Regions from separate parts of the Homo sapiens genome. Here all the other regions are linked to region 4. The links are chromatin contacts, found by Hi-C or POLR2A ChIA-PET in ENCODE. All regions are on one chromosome and are shown on one strand. Each heading gives the region's core, a stretch centred on a gene start or an enhancer-like site at or near the end of the contact. The rest is flanking DNA. Distances are from core to core; before and after follow the strand shown.

Region 1 (3,216 bases), core at 436-2,935, 370 kb after region 4:
ATATTTTTTAGACATAATCATTGAGAGGGTCTAAAAGCTACGAGATACTAGCAGCAAAGAGCACATTTTGAGCCCAGATTTTGATTTCTAAATATCATTCTCTGGTATAAAGAACTAAATCTCCTTGGAGAAACGAATGACTCCAGAGCTGAGGCAGAGGAACTATGAGCTGATCTTGGGGCATTTTATTGTTCTAGAAAGTAAGGACTACACACACACACACACACACACACACACACACACACATTCATAATAAAGCAAATGATCAAAATGTACATAAATGGTAAATCTGGGTAAAAGTTACATAAGATTTTCTTGTACTTTTCTTGCAATTTTTGCGTAAATTTGAAATTATATTACAGTAAAAATTATCAAAAAAGTTGAGGGCTAATTAAAACAAAAGTCAGAATGATGATAACACCTTTAAGGAAGAAAAGACAGAGGCTATGGGGAAAGGGCATATAGGAGCATATGAAGACTTCTGAGGTGCTTGGAAATTTTTATTACTTAATCTCAGTATTAAATACCTGATTATCTTATAATTATTACTGACACTCTCAATTTATACCTATTTCTATAGATATGATTACTTTCATGAAACAAAAAGAGACACCAATGGGACAATAAGTTAGCATCCAAGATGACACTGTTTATTTGTGATGAAGTCAGGGCTAAAGCCCAAATCCATCAAGTCTGTTTCTCTGTCAGGTGATAATATTGGCGATGATAACAAAGTTAATATGCAGTTAGCCAGAGAACTCCAAATCCTGACCTCAACCATCCATCTTTCTCTACATAGTCCTATAGGGAAACACATGCACAGAAAAATGCCCTGTTGACTGAGAAGGCAAAACTTTAATACTGACCAGGTTCTTGATCCCTAAATGAGTAAGCTAGGCAAAGTGTAGACTTTTTCTAGACTAGAGATGGGCAGGTCTGACAAACATAGAAAGCTAAATGGACTTCTCCATCCCAGTCTCCCTAACTATACCAAATTTTTGGATTGTGTGTGATCCTAATGATGAAAAAAAATTTTCACCAGAGCTGCCCACTTGGCAAGAGAAACAAAAAGTCTCCGTCTGTCTAGGCTTATTTATATTCTGCTAAAGTTTTTTTCATTCCTTAGTAAAAGCTGCCCAATTAGGGTTCTTGCCCTCAACCAAGTAAAAATGATACTTACACTTGAGAATGGAGTAGAAAGTGAGTTGTGAGCTTGTTCTGGCCAGTAGACAGTATCATCTGTTTTTATTTATAAGCTATCCTAGGGACCAACAATGAGACCACAGAGGCAGGTATACAACTAGAGATTCACCAGTAGTGTAAATATGAAAAACTTCATATATTAGAGACTGTGGTATCTCATGAATAAGTCCAATCATAACATTTCTTTGCCTGCTTTCTTCTTATGTGACTATAAAACGATGTCAACAGTGCATTTAAATTTTCCTGCAGAGAGGAAATATGCAGATCACAATGAAGGTAAGAATATGCTCACAACCATATGTTTGTTCTCACAAAAATATGTGCCAATATAAGAAATGTTCCATTTTGAAGTTTTTGGCACCATGTGGTGGTGGTGGGTTGAAACTTCCATGGTGGGTTCTTTTGTTGTTTTTTTTCTCCTTTCATATTGTATCTTTACATTTTTCAGTCTAAAGGTTTCTTTACTACCACCTCCTCCCTTACCTCCTCCCTGCTCCCCAACCTTGATCCTTTGTATTGAGCACATTCCAAACAATGTCATATTTCATATACTTAGAGACAAAGAAAATGGTTGCTTAGCAACAAGGTCCTGGTAAAAATTTTAAGCATTCTTTTACTTTTACTTTCCATTTAGGGCAATGCTCAGGAAGCTGTTTTCAAGGAGATCCAGGACTAGGAGAAAAAGTCTTCAAAAAATATCTACCTAAAACAGAGGGAGGAGGGAGGAGGACATTAACTAAGGGCTTGTGGCCACAATGCAAGAGGCATTCTCAGTAACAATGAGAATGGAGAGAAAGGATCGGAGAGACTTGGTCTAGGGTGGGACAGAGAGCTTCATCTTTCCATTTTCCGTCTCGTTCCTTTGACTTCTCCAAAGCTTAACGTGGGATTCAAATGAATTAGCTGAGAATGAAAGGCACAAAGGGAAGCCGGCCCACACTGTATCAGCCACTCAAAGTGATTTTGTTTTGAGAGTTTTAGGTATAGACTGGGAATGGCAGAAACTGAAAGCTTATTTTGTCTGTTATGAGACCTCCTTAAAATATCTATCTCACCTCTATAGGATGACTATTACTATATTTCAACTGATTTTCTATCAGGGACATTTTCCCACATTATTAAATATTACATGAAAATGTGTTTTTTCAGAAACTTATGCTATGGGTATCACAGGACTGACTTACCTATCCCTGATTGTACGTTTAGTTTATTCTGAGAAACTTGCTTCTCTTAATGTTACTTCTATTAATGTTACTTCTATGAATTTACTCTTATACAACTCTCAGAAAATTTCCATAGAAGAGGCAGCCAATAGCAGAATTGATAGATCTGAAAAAGTCTTTTATTTCCAACTTTTAAAATATTCTTGATATATGTAGGCTAATTGCTTCCAGAAAACTTGTACTAATACACAAGTGAATATTTTCTGATTTGGTGGGAAATAACATGATGATTTATTTAGATATTATTTGGTTACTAGTAAGATTGTATATATATTTGTTTGAGTCCATTTATTTTTTAATGAAGTTTCTGATCATGTTATTGCCCATTTAGTTTCCATTTGAGTATTTTTGTTGATTTATAAAGCGATTACACAAACACACATTCACACGCACACTCAGGAAGTATTCTTTATACAATGACAAATGAAGTAAGAAGGTGGGGTCACAAGAGGAGGAGCTAATATAAAGGATATACATTTGTGGTGATATTTGTTGAAAATATTTTTCTCAATTTGTTATTTGCCTTTTACTTTATGGCTTTTATTCCATTTTATTTTTGATGTGCAGATGTTTTGTGTGTTTTTATAGCAGATTAAAGAGCACAGTAGTGAAGAACAGAGACTCTGGCCTCTATGATGCATTTGACTCTTGGCTCTGACATCTCTGTGATGTGTGATTTTCATCAAATTACTTTAACTTTTTTCTGCCTTAGTTTTCTTCTCTATAAGATGAGCATCTTAATAGCTTATGGGGGATGATGAGATTTCATCAAATTAAGACATATAGAAAG
Region 2 (3,399 bases), core at 110-2,609, 410 kb before region 4:
GTTAGCTCCTACTGACCCAGCAGAGGCTGAGTAAAGATTGTCATTTTGGTCAATGATTCTTAATCAGTGGTATTTAATCTTTTGAGATCACAGACCCCTTCTTTGAAAAGTATGAACCATCTCCCCAGAAAAAAGACAGGTGTATGTAAAATATTCTTGCATTCAATTGTAGACTCTCTGCCTTAGCCCTAGATTTTTTAAAACCATATTTTAAAGCATGGCTCCCCTAATTATAGAATTGTCAGAGGCGTCTGAACCAGAGCAACTCCATCTTGAGTAGGGGCTGGGTAAAATAAGGCTGAGACCTACTGGGCTGCATTCCCAGACGGTTAGGCATTCTAAGTCACAGGATGAGATAGGAGGTCAGCCAAGATACAGGTCATCAAGACCTTGCTGATAAAATAGGTTGCAGTAAAGAAGCCAGCTGAAGCCCACCAAAACCAAGATGGCCATGAGAGTGACCTCTGGTTGTCCTCACTGCTACACTCCCACCAGCACCATGACAGTTTACAGATGCCATGGCAATGTCAGGAAGTTACCCTATATGGTCTAAAAGGGGAGGCATGAATAATCCACCCCTTGTTTAGCATATAATCAAGAAATAACCATAAAAATAGGCAACCAGAAGCCTTCTGTCAGTGGAGTAGCCATTCTTTTATTCCTTTACTTTCTTAATAAACTTGCTTTCACTTTATGGACTCGCCTTTAATTCTTTCTTGCGTGAGATCCAGTAACCCTCTTTTGGGGTCTGGATCCGGACCCCTTTCTGGTAACAGAATCTTCCAGTGTTAGAACTAGACACAAACTTAGAGATGATTTTTGTGAAAGCACCTTATTCCTAGTGGTGTGAAAGCTGAGGTCATTTGGGATAATAAATGGTTCTGCACATTTTCAAAGAGCTAACCCTCATTGTCAACACTACCTTGAACTAGTTGCCCCACTCCTAATTTGCTCCTGTCAAAACACTGCAGCCAAATGCAACAATCCAGTGCCACAAATGGCTGCTGCCAGGATGTCAGTGAACATTTGTCGAGCACCCGAACCAGCATTGGGCGCAAGAACAGCTCTTGCCCTTGAGAAGCTCAAACACATCTAGAGGAGAAACAAACAAGAACAATATAATGTAATATAACACATGCAATTACAGATGTTTGAACTAGGTTCAGAGGTGCCCTAAAGGAAGGTGCTACAGGCTCTGCTTGATTGGATCATGCGAGGCTCCCAGAAGAGGAAACGTGTATGCAGGGACTTGAAGAAGAAGAGGAAACACTTACTCAGGGACTTGAAGAATGAGCAGAAGGGCCACGGAGTGAAAGAGCCTCCTGGCTCAGGAGTCCAGCATGCAGGAGCAGAGAACACTGAAACAGCCTGAGAACAGGAGGAGCTGGAAGTGGCTGGGATTGGCTAGAGCATAGGGTGTGTCTGAGGAAGAGGAATGATGTGGCTGGAAGAGAGGGGAAGAGCCAGACCTGAGGGTCTTGGATATCACTCTGAGGGGTTTGGACATAAAGAAGAATATCAGCCGATGTGATGGATTAAGGAGCTCCTTCCTGGGGGTGGTGCAAGGAGGCCAGATAGTCATCTGTCCTGGATGGCCTTCCGAGGGGCTGGGGGTAGGGGTGGGGTGGGGCTGGAGTGAGGGCAGCCTCTCTGAGATCCCTATCACCTCTCTCTTTAAAAATCAGCCACTGCCAAACACTAGAGAACCTAAGAAGGCCCCTGTAAAGCAGAAACGACAGGCAGTCAGCCTAGAGTACACCTTTAAAAAGTCAGTAAGACATATACACCAGAAAAGGACCATGCTTCTCCATTAAAAGATAGCCAAATGGGAGGAGGCCTTCTCAAAAATATAGGGAAATTTCTCACTTGATGTATTGATGTTTTTCCTCTGCAGAGCTTCACATTTTTCATCCATTCTTAAAATTGAGCCAGTTTAGCCCTAGGAGGTGGGCAGGCTCTGAGGAATCATCAATCAAGAGAAGAGAACATCGCCAGAAACACGTAAGGGAAACGTTTCCATGTCACTACTTCTCAGGATTCCTGGGCATTAAGGGTACTTAAGAAGTGCTTGTAAGGAGTGTGTTTTCTCCCAAGCAAACACATAAACAAAAAATTCTAATTACAGGGACACTGCATTGAGTCTGTCCTAAAGTTGTTCTGCCTGTATTCACCACTAGGTGTCATTAGAGCCCTCTTTTAAAAGAAACAAAGCTTCAAAAAACACTGACCTCAGGAGAATAATTTTTCCAGTGTTCCTATTTCTCAGTTAAAAAAAAAAATATATATATATATATATATATATTTTTTAACATGAGTAAAAATTGCAAATGTTCAGGACTTAGCTCTTGAATGGCTACTAAAGATTATAATTCCTCAGACTACCTGCAAATATCATGAGTCTTACAGAATCACAATACATTTTTATTGAAATATCCATGGTAAATATACATCTTACAGGAAATTCCATTGCGTTTACACTATTTATTTAATAGAAATAATCTCTGGGATTATTTGCATTTATTTCTGAAGGAGGATGTTTTTCCTTCCTGAGAATAAGTTCAGGAAATGGGTGAAATGTTCAGGAAGTTAGCTAAATGCTGATGTAAATCCAAAAGGAAGGTCTGTTGTTGTTTCTTTCTTTTTTTTTTTTTAAAGGGGTGGGTGGGGGGGACACACAAAAATGCTAGGAAGTGGTTCTCTCATTCACTTATGGAAAAATGTTATACTGAATTTCTGATTTAAAAGGAAGAGGATTAGAAAAAAATGTGGGCCCATGATATGGTTTTCTGTAGATCTGGTTAGGCAATTCACAGTAGTTAGCAAAGAAAACTGTGTCAAGAAACAAAATCTACATGGGAGACATGACTTGGATTCAGTTTGTCCTAAATTAAACCTTTACTATGAAATTTGAATCGGCTACTCTAAGAAATAAGTCGTGTTAGAAAACTCTGAGTCCCGAAGAGCTGGTGGGGCCCCTTAGCACTACATAAACAACTAAATGCTACCCTCTCCTCCCAAGGACCCTGTCCCCTCCACTAACAGTGTCATGCTGACCCTCGGACTGCAAGGGGGAGTCTGAATGCAGTGAAACTCAAGATCTCCAGGGCTACTTGGTCAGTGTTGCAAGCTGCCGTGGCCTCTGGCGTTATTTATCTTTAGTTTGCAACGTAGGGGTGTGCTGTATCGGGTGTGCAGAGCAAACAGAAACTCCTTGCCTCTGAAACACTGGCATTTTAGAAAGCAAAGATTCGGCTCATTGACCAGAGCTACAGAGGACACAATTTGTTGTGGCTTCTCTGAAAATCACCCCCTCCTTTCCATCTCTCTGCTACCACCTTCATTCAGGCCTTCATGGTTTCTCATCCAAACCGGTCTTCCTGTCTCCTGCTTGCCTTCTTC
Region 3 (3,261 bases), core at 476-2,975, 370 kb before region 4:
ATATCTTTGTTAGAGTCTACCCGAGAGAGTAGAGAATGTAGGTGGAAATTGAGTCTAGAGACCATGATGCTTAGATGTTTTCTTTAGGAGTTTCTCATGGTCTCCTCTGCTCACAACAGGAACCTGTACGCTGAATAAAGGGTTGCTTCTAGCCCATTTTCTGTGAGAATTTAGTGAAGCCATTCCCTCTAGGTAGATACTACCCTGTGGGGTTCACAGCTTGGTAAGGGAAGTAAGGCTAGATTTTAGCCCCACTTGCCCAAATCAGGGTATTTTTGTGCACTGTACAATCTGTACAACTGTACATGATGTCCTTACGAAACCCTTCTGCTGGTTTTCACTGAGGAAGGAGCATTTGAGGATTAATAAGATAAACAAAATGAGCTCTTTGGGGTGCCCAATAAAGCCCTAAACAAACAGCATTATTTTCATTCCTGAGTTCAAAATAAATTAAATAAATAGGTCAAAATATTACCTTTATTAGTGAGAGAGGCTAGACTGGTCAGTGAATGCTATAGCTCTAGTGATAGCTGCCCTTTATTCACTAACTCATATATATACCAGGTACTGAATTTATATTATTTCTAAACCTCCTCCCCAAGTTTTGGAGTTAAATATTATGATCCCCATTGTGTAGATGGGGAAACTGAGTTAGTAAGTTGGAGAAGCAGGATTCAACCCTAGACCTGACTAGACCCAAAGCTCCCAGCTTCTTATTTGGCACTGCTGCTTCTGGGGAACCAGCTGGAACTTCTACAACCAAAACCCAATTAAATCAACCAACAATTCTTAAGAGATTTCCAAAGTTGTCTCCTGGCAGAGTTTTTCTCTTTCCCTGAGGTTCTCCTCCGGCACAAGCCAGAAGGCCTGGCTCTTCCAGCAGATGCAGAAATGTGCAAAGCCTTGGGTCTTCCAGTTCCAGGTTATTTCTCATTGCCCCTGGGAGCACTAGGTCTAATGCCAGCACGGATGTACTATTTTGAAACTAAATGCATTTCTCAGAAAACTCAGGCAGAGTGCCATTCAAGGATATATTTTATATCATTACCCCACAGTGCAGTATCACTGCTACTGTGCTTCAGCCTGGGCCTTGCTGTCTATGGAGAAGAATTGCTTTATTTAGTGTTTACCTCCCAAGCATGTCAGGAAAACCACAATAAAACCCAAAGGGGTAGGCTACTTTCATCATTTCACATGGCTTTCATCATTACAAAGATACATTTTTTCGTGGGATAGTTCTTGTCTTAGGTCACGTTCCTTAGAAACCAACCGTGAGATGGGGATTTGTGCTCAAGTGATTTATTGAGTGTTTTTAAGAAGCGGAGTGAGACATAGGTGGGAATTGAACAATGAGAACACTTGGACACAGGGTGGGGAACATCACACACTGAGGCCTGTCATGGGGTGGGGGGAGGGGGGAGGGATAGCATTAGGACATATACCTAATGTAAATGACGAATTAATGGGTGCAGCCAACATGGCACATGTATACATATGTAACAAACCTGCATATTGTGCACATGTACCCTAGAACTTAAAGTATAATTAAAAAAAGAAAAAAAGAAGGGGAGTGAGAGAAACAGGACAGGACAGAGAAAGGTGTTAAGCAAGAATTTGGCTTCTACTGACGTCTTGCTTCACTCTGATCTCATGAGGAGGCTTCTACTGACGTCTTGCTTCACCCTGATCTCATGAGGAGCACTGAATCACAAATTGTACCACAGAGTTAAACCCACTTTAAAGTTGAAGGGGTGCGGGTGGCCTTTTGTACTCCCCATGACAGTTAGTCATGGGCCACCGGCTGCAGAGGTCAAGTCTATGTGTACATGTGCATGTAGCCTCCTGGTCAAGGTGGCTCCCATTAGCTCAAGGTCTCTTCCTCATGGCCAAGGGCAATTCTCCAGAGAAAGTGGAAGCTGTGAGTTGTATTAGCCAACTCTCCGTGCAGCTGGCGATAACTGCCTGGGTACACTGGCTCGTAAAGGGGACCCAACAGGGCACCAACAGCATTTCTGAATCATAAGACACGAGAGTCATTTGAATCTGAGTATTGGTTAATTAATCTCAGAGTTCCCAGAGACTGTGCCTCATTATATATTCCTTTCTATGCATTTAACTGGTGAGTAAGCCAAAGTGAAAATCACACAGCAAAAGACCTATGGTTCTAAGTTTCTGTAAGTAAAGATAATACTCAAGTAACTTCACCCTATTTCAACATTCAGCCAGCCTGCTGAAATACATAACTTTGAATGTTACCGCATATGTTCCATTTTATATGCTTTTTCATAACCAACAATACTGCATATAGTTTAGTCTTGCAGTATGACCAATAGGTGGCACCAGAAACACCCACACTTATTCCAACTACATAGTATGTATATATGTGCTAAAATTTCAATCCCTCTCTACTTAGTTTTTTCATGTTGAAAAGGACCTCATGATGTTAAATCTAAACCCAAACTTGGTAACTTATAATTTCCCATTTGCTATTTGACCTCTTTCTTGTAGGGTTATGTGAGCATGAAAAAAATAGGGTGATAGGGGCAGTCAATTCAGAAAGAAAACATCTATTCATTAGCAAAAGGAAGGAAAAAAGACTGGAGCCCTGTATCCTTTTCCTTCAAGGTCTCTTGAGTGTATAAATGCCGAAGATTATTAGGAAATATTTGAATAACAGGATAAAAAAGTCAAGGATACTGCCTCCAAAACATGAACTTTATTCCCCACTGAAAACAGACTTGGATGGCAACCAAGTTGTTCAAGGATTGCCCTGGCCAATATCTGACCACAGGGTTCCACTCTGGGAAAGGTTTTTGAGTCCGGCAGTCACCATTTTCAAGTTTGTTTCTTTTGAAGTTTGTACTTTATTGTTGGTGAAAGGAAGTAAAGGGAGGAGGGGGTGCTACATCTTCCAATTTTTTTTCCCCAGCAATCCAGCATTGTGCTCTTTTCCTACATCAGACTATTCCAAGGAGCAGAACGACTTAGAGGAAAAAGTGCTCAATTGGAAATTAGGCTACAATACACTTAACGTTCACCAAGTATTTTTGTAATCATTATTTGACCCTCCAACCATATTAAAAATGGGTATACCGAATTTCAGAAAGGTCTGTTAGCTAGCAAGGACCTTAATCCAGTTCATCTGACTCCCAAGGCCAAGGCTGAATCTAGATATGTTATGGGCTCACCATACAAATTGGACAACTCATTTCACCTCACTTGCCTTTAGTTTCATCTACAACATAAGATGTGTTGCATGGC
Region 4 (3,707 bases), core at 24-2,523:
CTGCAATATCTTCCATCTGTTTCCTCTCTATCCCTCCTACCCACTCTCTCATCAAACTCCAGAATGTGGGTTTCACGAGAGAAGAGATTTTTGTATGAACAGCATCTGGCTCATAACAGGCTTGTCATTTTCTGTTGGATGTTGAGTGAATTATGTTGTAACAAATGCTGCAGCCATTTTTCCTAACCAATCTCTGCACACTGGCCTCTTAAATAGATCTTTAAGAAACAACCGATATTCTTGTTTCAAACCTTCCAGTGGCTTATCTTAGGCCTCAGAAGAAAAGTTCAAACCCAGAAACTGGCTTACATCACAGGTTATCATAACTTCAAGTTCCAACCGTTTCTGGGTCCTGGTACCCCCCTGTACCCCCCCCCCTCCACATACACAATATTTGGCAGCTACACTTGCTGTTTCCTGGACCCGTTGTTTTCACTGTCCCATTCCTTTGCTCGGAATGTTTTCCCTTTTGTCACCTACTGAAATCTTACCCATCCTTTGCACCCTTGATGACACCTAAAAACCAGCTCCTGATATTCAATGACTTGTCACCTCATCTTTGCCCCTGCAGGTTGTTGAATCTATTTTGCCACTATGTCTTAGATTTTGGTTAATTGCAAATATCTGAGCATATGGGTCCCATGAAGGAAGGGACCTTAGCTTGGTAATTTCTAATCCGTGTGCCTAGCATAGTGTATGGCACAAAGTAAGTGCCCAATACATGGTGGAGAGTCTTGTTCTTTTTGATGGAGATGCTACTCTTACTATTGTAATTAATGCGATTATGATGACAGAGGGATCAGCCTGAACAAAGGCTTAGGGCAGAGGGCAGGATGGCTGGAAAGATGCGTGGTGTTGATATAGTATTGACGTCATTACTGTCATGCAGTGGTGGCTATCGTGATCCCCGCCGCACAGGCGGTTCCTTGGGACCTCTGGGGGCCAGTCATGCCAGATCTGGCCACTAGGTGGCACCCGTGTTCCACGAGCGCTAGTCGGAGAGCAACCCGCGGGCTTGGGCTCAGGCTCAGTGCAGGATCTGGCTTGCTGACGCTTGCCTGGCCAGATTGGTGTTCAGCCCTGCCCCACGTTGGCACCCTAGAACGTTGGCACCCTAGGCTGGCAGGATCCCTCGACTGGCCACAAACCCAGCTTCTGCAGGCTCGACCCCAGTCAGGTCCCACAAACATTGATTTGTAATTACTGTTTCCTGCAGATTGGGCGATGCCCCTCTCCTAGGCAGCCCATCTGGCCATTAGTCGGGTTGGCAGGAAGTGCTGAGAAGGTCTAAGTCCCAGATCAGACGGGGCACAAGTGAATCATCAGCTCTCTCAGTCATAGAGTCAGCCCTTCAGTGGTGTATACCAAGAGTGCCAGATCTGAAAAAATGTTTTCTCTAGGCAGCCTCCTACTGTCCTGCCTCCCTGCACCCAGCCTAGCCCTCGGAAATGTCACACATCTACCTGTCTTTATAATTATGGCCCAACCACTGTCTAGCGTTTCCTCTGAGCAACAGATGACTTGCAAAAAATGGGTGTCACAATGTGTTGGAGGGAGATTGAGAGTAGCCTTCTGCAAAGAGGATGCCCGGATGTACTCAGGCAGGCGAGCTGATCCTCTTTGGGGCCTGTCCTGGCCACATGTGCCATCTTCCTTCTGTAGCTGTCTCAGGCTCATCTTCCCAGCAGAGGCTTCCTTCGTCCTCGACACCTAGGCTCTGTGGGCACCCAGACCTTGTCCCTAAACTGTCAGTGGGTAACACAGCTCTTGGCACTGTCTTTTTAAAGTCCACTTCCAAGTCAAAGGTTGTTAGGGGCTGTTAGCTCTCATTTGGGAGCCGGAGTTCTTACTGTAATTGTTCATGAGCTCATGGAAATAGAGGGGTTTAGTTTGTCTGTTTCATACTCAAGCACAAAAGGGGATATGATGAGAACCCTCATGTAGTCATGTACTTATGCATTATATGTATCACATCTGTGCAGGGTTCTGGAAGGGGTGATGTCTTTGAGGTGTTTATATGGCCTATGACACAGGACACAAGAGGCTTAATCCTTCCCCACCCCACATCCACACATGCTCTGGGGGGAATGTGTTACACAGGAAGAGCCAGGCTAGGAAGGCTTCTGCCTGGTCTGCTGTGTGGAAGCAGGGAGGGACTGGGGCGGGGAAGGCAGGGTATAGGAAGCCATTTAGAGCCTGGATCACAACCAGGAAATTACTCCTCTGCTCCAAAAAAGCTTAAAATACCTTCTCTTCCACCAAAGAAAACTCACAGGATGAAAATACATCTAAGAGAGGAACTCAACAGAGCATGAAATAGAGATAAAGCTGTATCTGCTCAAACCATTCTGGGCTTTGGGCCCCAAAGGAAGTGCACTTCCCTGGCAGGTGTGAGGACGACAGAGTGTTTGGCTCGTCAGGTAAACCCTGAGAAAGGGTATATAATCGTCAGGTAAACACTGAGTAGGGATATAATTCCTTCTGTGAATCCCACCTAGGGCCCTAGTGCTGAAGGATAGGAGAGCAGCCTGGAGCACAGGAAAGACGACTAGCAGAATTTAGGGCCTGCTGGCTGGGCACGGTGGCTCGCGCCTGTAATCCCAGCACTTTTGGAGGCAGAGGCAGGTGGATCATTTGAGGTCAGGAGTTCAGTACTAGCCTGGCCAACATGATGAAACCCCTGTCTCTACTAAAAATACAAAAATTAGCCGGGCAGTAGTGGTGCACAGCTGTAATCCCAGCTACTCGGGAGGCTGAGGCAGGAGAATTGCTGGAGCCTGGGAGGCGGAAGTTTCAGTGAGCCAAGATCGCACCACTGCACACCAGTCTGGATGAGAGAGTGAGAGTGAGAACCTGTCTCAAAAAAAAAAATAAAAATAAAAATAAAAAAATGTAGGACCTGCTGAGGAGAAGTGGAAATAAAGCAGACCTCAGGACTTTTGTCTTGGACACAGGAATGTTAGAGGCTTTCACCAGCCCTTGGAGAGGAGGAGATTGGAGCTGAGGTCAGGATGTCAGAACCTGCTGTTCACTGGAGACACTTGATCCAGGTGATACCAAAATGTATGTTGGGAAACCACAGAAGCAATGGACACATTTTTTTTTTCAAACTATGAGCAGAACAAAGCCTTTTTTTGGCACTTTAGACAAATCACCCCTCCATCCACCTTCCCCGTCTCATGGTGCTGATCTTCCAGGTTTAGCAGAACAAGCTTTCTGGTTCCTACTCCTGGTGAGCCTTCAAGGAGAATTCCATCTGCCTCAGAGAGTTCAGGCCTGAAAGGGCATGAAAAGAGAACATCTTTTTTTGCACCCGTAAAATAGGCACCAGCCTCTCCATCCAGGCTGCCTTCCAGAGGTGGTGTGAGATCAAATGAGACAATGCATGAGAAAGCACTTTGCAGAGCGTGGAGTAGTGATATTGCTCCTAGGCAGGGTTCTATCAAATTAGATTCTTGTCCCAGCACCCTTAGTGTCTTGGTTTAATTAATTGCTTTGCATTTATTTAATTCACATGTCAACACTGGCCTCCTCAAACTACAGTTCTTTTCTGCCGAAGTCCAAAGTTGTCCCAAGATTTCCGCAAGCCCAGGGGATGAGAGCAGCTTATCTTCTCAGGAACACTTCTGCCTTGTGACATTGATCCAGACAAGAAGCTCAGCCCCTTCTTCAAGCCTTAAAAGAATTCTACTCATACAGTGCTCATG

The links. A loop is a pair of places that touch in the nucleus more often than their neighbours do. ChIA-PET counts read pairs that join two places held with the same protein, here RNA polymerase II (POLR2A). Pooled maps may share reads with other maps.
Region 1: a loop to region 4 is called in a map of OCI-LY7, with 2.8 times the contacts of the local background. The contact joins the promoter of LINC02711 here to the enhancer-like site in region 4. A Hi-C loop is called at or near these places in 11 of 168 maps with a recorded cell type or tissue (A673, Caco-2, HCT116 and 8 more), 28 of 37 single-sample maps with no recorded cell type and 13 of 50 pooled maps. POLR2A ChIA-PET finds 5 or more read pairs at or near these places in 2 of 52 experiments (PC-9 and activated T-cell).
Region 2: a loop to region 4 is called in a map of OCI-LY7, with 4 times the contacts of the local background. The contact joins the promoter of PRSS23-AS1 here to the enhancer-like site in region 4. A Hi-C loop is called at or near these places in 12 of 168 maps with a recorded cell type or tissue (CD4-positive, alpha-beta memory T cell, Caco-2, GM12878 and 9 more), 6 of 37 single-sample maps with no recorded cell type and 25 of 50 pooled maps. POLR2A ChIA-PET finds 5 or more read pairs at or near these places in 1 of 52 experiments (activated T-cell).
Region 3: a map of naive thymus-derived CD4-positive, alpha-beta T cell shows a loop between it and region 4 (17-fold over the local background). The contact joins two enhancer-like sites. A Hi-C loop is called at or near these places in 1 of 168 maps with a recorded cell type or tissue (naive thymus-derived CD4-positive, alpha-beta T cell) and 7 of 50 pooled maps. POLR2A ChIA-PET finds 5 or more read pairs at or near these places in 1 of 52 experiments (activated T-cell).

What each region holds. Positions count from the first base shown.
Region 1 is chr11:87,717,726-87,720,941 of GRCh38, forward strand. It overlaps LINC02711 (long intergenic non-protein coding RNA 2711), which reads right to left and starts at 1,686. Exons shown (of 2, transcript NR_135090.1): 1 at 1,181-1,686; 2 at 629-801. The region is part of intron 3 of LOC107984361 (a long non-coding RNA gene); the gene reads left to right.
Region 2 is chr11:86,937,126-86,940,524 of GRCh38, forward strand. It overlaps PRSS23-AS1 (PRSS23 antisense RNA 1), which reads right to left and starts at 1,360. Exons shown (of 4, transcript NR_187135.1): 1 at 1,275-1,360. It also overlaps a transcript of PRSS23 not described here. RefSeq lists an enhancer at 3,284-3,399.
Region 3 is chr11:86,976,651-86,979,911 of GRCh38, forward strand. The region is part of intron 2 of FZD4-DT (FZD4 divergent transcript); the gene reads left to right. Among named protein-coding and RNA genes, the nearest start is that of FZD4-DT, 23 kb to the left of the region's middle. Within about 2 kb of position 1,726, at least 5 of the 41 ENCODE cell types and tissues checked have a DNase peak (open chromatin) inside an H3K27ac peak, as active enhancers do.
Region 4 is chr11:87,351,963-87,355,669 of GRCh38, forward strand. No RefSeq gene overlaps it. Among named protein-coding and RNA genes, the nearest start is that of TMEM135, 320 kb to the left of the region's middle. Within about 2 kb of position 1,274, at least 4 of the 41 ENCODE cell types and tissues checked have a DNase peak (open chromatin) inside an H3K27ac peak, as active enhancers do; they include OCI-LY7, PC-3 and ascending aorta, where a contact is called at or near this core.